Linked DNA regions of Homo sapiens: region 2 is linked to region 1. The links are chromatin contacts, found by Hi-C in ENCODE. All regions are on one chromosome and are shown on one strand. The core of a region is the stretch at or near the end of the contact, and the rest is flanking DNA. Distances in the headings are between cores, read along the strand shown.

Evidence for each region. A loop is a pair of places that touch in the nucleus more often than their neighbours do. Pooled maps may share reads with other maps.
Region 2: a loop to region 1 is called in a pooled map, with 11 times the contacts of the local background. The contact joins the promoter of NEGR1 here to the promoter of SRSF11 in region 1. A Hi-C loop is called at or near these places in 6 of 50 pooled maps.

Annotation. Positions count from the first base shown.
Region 1 is chr1:70,220,095-70,222,727 of GRCh38, reverse strand. It overlaps SRSF11 (serine and arginine rich splicing factor 11), which reads right to left and starts at 1,348. Exons shown (of 12, transcript NM_001350605.2): 1 at 889-1,348. The coding sequence starts at 1,091. RefSeq lists a silencer at 964-1,013 and an enhancer at 909-1,454.
Region 2 is chr1:72,281,248-72,283,880 of GRCh38, reverse strand. NEGR1 (neuronal growth regulator 1) reads left to right here and starts at 1,342. Exons shown (of 7, transcript NM_173808.3): 1 at 1,342-1,562. The coding sequence starts at 1,387. It overlaps LOC105378797 (a long non-coding RNA gene), which reads right to left and starts at 947. Exons shown (of 6, transcript XR_947506.3): 1 at 476-947. RefSeq lists silencers at 906-995, 1,096-1,155.

The DNA.
Region 1 (2,633 bases), core at 99-2,598:
TATGATATTTACTGATAATGACATTTGAATTGTCACTTCTCCACCAATAAGTCTTCCAAAAAGCACAAGACTATTATTATTATTCCAATTGTCTGTTTTAGTAGTACACTTTATCTTACTTCTTAGCTTCTTTGAACTATTTTTTCTTTACAATTCATCCACTTAATATTCTTGCGATAGAAATAATTTTCAAAATAAAAGTGAGACAAAAAGGATAAAAAGTCATACACTCTAATTCAAATTTCAACATTTATAAAAATCCTTCTCAAGAACAACTGTGAAATATCACAAATCTGTATATTATTCAAACAAAGGAAAATCTCTGGTTTATAACCCGTTTTTTGACATTATACAAATTAAGTAATCAGGCTCACACTAAACTAAGCGTCTGTCAAAAAGAATATGATCTTTGAATTATATTGCTGGGCCAGAACCACATAACAGCAATAACAATAAGTGAACAACCTACAAAGTTTAACACCAAATTAACACAGGCATGAATAATTTTGTTACCTTTCTTCCAAGAACGCAAAGAACAAATACTCAGTTTTTTAAAAAAGGGATTTAACCTATATACGACGTACAGACTGCGGTTAGTCTTGCGTTAAGTCCCCAAAGCCAAACGACCACGTTGGCACAATTTAAGGCGGAAAAAAAAAATTTCCCGAGAATAACAGCCAGTGTTTCCTAATTCCAAAAAGCCCTGGCCCTGCCTCTCTGCATTTTTTTGTAGGCCTGGAACACAACCGTCTTAAGTAAATCCACCAGCCACCAGCCACTCAAGCAGCCTGGCCCGGGGAAGCAGCGACAGGGGCCTAAGGAAATTGTGTGTGTTAGGCCCAGGCTGAGGCGGCGTTAGCAGGAACAGTGATGGTGGACGATACTCACTCCGGCGGGAAGAGGCGCAGTTCGTCGATCTTGCCTAGGAAACCGAAGAGAGTCCGCATCTGCTCAGAGCTAGCGCTCGGGGAGACATTAGTCACCTGGATTACCTCGGTGCCGCCGCCTCCGCCGCCACCACCACCTCCGCCACCGGGCCCGCCGCTGGGGCCCGGACCTGCAGTGCTGGGGACGACGGTAGTGTTGCTCATGGCGCTGCTCGGGTTCTCGCTCCTGCTTTAACACATCAAACACACAACAAACAGTGAGAAGGAGGGGGAAGAGGAACCGGATTGCGGGAGAGAGGAGGGTGTCCGATGCTACAGCCTCTGCTACTGCTGCCGATGCCGCCGCCGCCGCCGCCGTTTCTCCGCCCCGCCGCACGCCGCGGGGGAGGGGATGAGAGCGCGCGAGCTCGAGACCACGAGAAAACAAACGGCCGCCCCACCTCGCCTCCAACCACGACACTAGCGGGCCCGAGCTCCCACAATGCTTTGCGGCGCAGGGCGCGTCAGCGTCGGCTCCACCCCGCGCAGGCCCAGCAGCCGTCGCCTGCAGCCCGAGAAATGAGAGGCACCGGGGTCTAGAGAAAGGTGTTATCCACCTTCGTCTCTCGTTTTATTCTTCTTTTTCTTCTCTCTTTTTTTTTTGGAAGAGCGAAGAGGCACGTATAAACTTTTTTTTTAAAAAAAGCATTCATCCTCCTGCAAAAGTCACTTCAGCAACTCTTCTTATTAAATACTGCTCACGATGTCTTTATATACTGATAATCATCTACAGAGCTATCCGATTACTAATGATATTTAAACCCAAGCTAAGATGCCACCCCACCACCACCAGTATAAAATGTCCCGAAATTTTCAATGTACATGAATTTTGGTAACATTAAATCTGTAACTAATTTGTTTTGTCACTAAAACTTTCAGAAAAGATATATTTTAATATTACACTTATTAATAAGCGTTTTGTACATTCATTCACAATGGATGACTTTTTTTTTTGAGACAGAGTCGCCCTGTCGCCCAGGCTGGAGTGCAGTGGCACCATCTTGGCTCGCTGCAACCTCCACTTCCCCTGTTCAAGCCATTCTCCTACCTAGGCCTCGGGAGTAGCTGGGATTACAGGCGCCTGCCACGACGCCAGGCTAAGTTTTGTATTTTTAGTAGACATGGGGTTTCACCATGTTGGCCAGGCTGGTCTCCAACTCCTGACCTCTGGTGATCCACCCGCCTTGGCCTCCCAAAGTTCTGGGATTACAGGCGCGTGAGCCACTGCACCCAGCCAATTCCACAATAGCTGACTTTGGAAACACAGTTTATAGTACTTAAATATATTCAAGTATATATTTCTAAAGAAAATACTGCAATTTCTCAAGAAAAACTTGTTTCACATACATATTCTTGCTTAAAATAATTTTGAAGCTTTTGACTATTAAAAAAATCCTTGCTTTTGTTTTCAACCTCATCTGAACTATTCTCTCAACTGCATCCAGTGTGTAGTCCAGTGACTTGTAGTGCCCCAAACATGACAAAAACCATAATGTCTCTGTGCCGATACACAAGTTATTAATAACATCACTCATCTTATCTGTCATCTTCTGTAGAGCATTCCTTCCCTCACTGCTATGACTTCTGCAAGCTGTTAGGGCTTCCTCTTTTCTGCTAAGTAACAGAAGATACATGTATTTATTATTGACATGTATCACTCAAAGTTGTGAGCTTCCTGGGTCAGTCCAGAACCTGGCACAATGTCTG
Region 2 (2,633 bases), core at 93-2,592, 2.1 Mb before region 1:
TAGGCTCAAATGGGTTAAACTGCCTCTTACATAACTGGACCGCCTGGGCTCTACACAATTAAAACACTTGATTGCAGTCTTTTCCCGACTCTACATCCCAGCATGACCCGCCCCGTCCCTCCCAGCGCGCCTGCGTGCCGCGCGTGCACAGGCCCCCGCGCGCACGACACGCTCTCTATCACACACACACTCCATGTTGACCATAAACAATCCCCTACTCACACACACAACTTAGTGTCAACACCCACAGATAAAAGAGGGGCGTCCTGCAATCCATACGGGCCGACCGCCACAAACACGCAAGCTGCTCTGCCGCAAGGCCTTGCACCTCCTCGTGTCCCCGCAAAAAAGCAGCGCCCCGCCACCGTCCCTACCTATTCCCGAGAAAACGCAGAGAGAACTAGTTGGCTGCTCGCTAACTGCAGCGTAGCCACCCAGGCAAGATTAGAAGAAAATAAACAAAAAAACAACTCACAGTCGCCGGCGTCATGATGGCGCCGACCACAACTTGGAGGACTTCAAACTTACGGTGCCTCGAGAGGTAAAACGCACCGGTGAGGGAAGGCAAAGCGCCCCTCAGCTCTCTTCACCCCAGCCCTGACACGGAGACTTTTCTAGCAAAGAATCCCTCTAGCGCTTACGACAGTAAGGAGAGCCTTCATTCTAAGGTGCCTCTCTTTCCCCCTTAGTTTGCATAATTGTGATACAGTTCCTCCTATTTTTTTTTTCGTTGTCTTGCTTTTCTTTTTTTTTTCTTGCTATCTTTTTTCTTTCTTTTTTTATTATTTTTTTAATCCCCCTCCCTTCTCCATCCCCAGTCCCCTGGCGGGGTTGCTAAGGAAACGGCCGCTTGGCAACGCGCGCGAGCCCGGGAGCCGGCGGCCGGCGCAGCGCTCCGCGCTGCTTCTGCTGCTGCTGTTGCTGTTGCTGCTGCTGCTGCTGGGATTGCAGCCGCCGCCGCCGCCGCTCGCCCTGCCTCCTCCCCCGCCGCCGCGCCTCCTCCCTCACTCGCCGGCGCGCTCGCCTCCTCGCTAGATGGTGTGCGAGCCGCCCGAGAATTAGACACACTCCGGACGCGGCCAAAAGCAACCGAGAGGAGGTGTAGTGTGGTGCCAGGGGGAGGGAGGGGAGGGAGGGAGGGAAAGCGAAGAGGAGGAGGGGAGGCAAAAACACCGAAAAACAAAAAGAGAGAAACAACACCCAACAACTGGGGTGGGGGGAAGAAAGAAAGAAAAGAAACCCACCCACCCACCAAAAAAAAAAAAAAAAAAAAAAAAAAAAAAAAATCCTGTGGCGCGCCGCCTGGTTCCCGGGAAGACTCGCCAGCACCAGGGGGTGGGGGAGTGCGAGCTGAAAGCTGCTGGAGAGTGAGCAGCCCTAGCAGGGATGGACATGATGCTGTTGGTGCAGGGTGCTTGTTGCTCGAACCAGTGGCTGGCGGCGGTGCTCCTCAGCCTGTGCTGCCTGCTACCCTCCTGCCTCCCGGCTGGACAGAGTGTGGACTTCCCCTGGGCGGCCGTGGACAACATGATGGTCAGAAAAGGGGACACGGCGGTGCTTAGGTAGGAAGAACGGCGTGCTTTTCGTACTTGTTTCGGTCTATCTTTCTGTCTCTCTTTGAACCCTCTTTGCCTTCTTTATAACACAAGCAATAATGCTGGTGGTGCTCATCATGGAAAGACCACATCCCAAGAATTCCAGGTGCAGATTCTTCCCGGAGCCCCGGCCCGTTTATGCTGGGGCAGGTAGCAAGCTGGACTCGTGATGCTAAAGCACTTTGCCGGAACGCCAAGTAGCCTGGGGATGAGTGAACTGTCAGGTTTAGAAGGAGGGGCAGGTGCCACTTTGAAACTCAATGCACAAGGTCTCTGTTTTACTGTCATGGGGTACTCCTGGAGAGTCTGACAAGTTTATCAGGTTTGTTTCTATTTTACTCCAGCATAAGCGACTCTTTCAAACTGCTGTTCTCTGCTCCCATTTATTTTCCCTCTCACTTGGACACTTAGGCTCGATTTCTTGCTCTTTATCTTTCTTTCCTTTTACCGCTTTCTGTTTTCTTTCTTTTCTCCTTCCTCATTCTCTTATACCATTTTCCCCACCTCCTTGTAACTCTTTTTCCCTCCAATATCTCTTTTCATACCTTTTCTATTTTCTGTTTTTTCCCTCCTTTTTAAAATTTCTTCTCATATTTTCTCATTTTTATCTCCACGACTCTAATTTCTGTTCCTCACATTTAATCCCCTTTCCTCCTCTCTTTTACCCTTTTTTCTTTTTGTCTATTTTTTTTATTCCTCCTTAATGTCCCTATCCTGTGCCCTGTCTTCCCTCTTTTGACTCCCATTTCTCATCCCTCTCCCCATACCGTTTCCCACCCCTGTGGCACACACAGGCATGGTCACTGTTCCCCTCCAGTACCATTTACTCACCCTCATAAATCTTATTTCCATAAACATACTAACTCACATACTCTCACATCCTCACATGCACTGGCACTTCCATGCTGTAAGAACCACTTCCACATTCAGATTGTCTCTCACTGTTTTTAAAAGGCATACTCTCCTTCTCTGTTCCACATTGTCACTCACACATGTGTACACACTGCCTGTCTCACTCGCTGCTCTCACTCTGTCTCT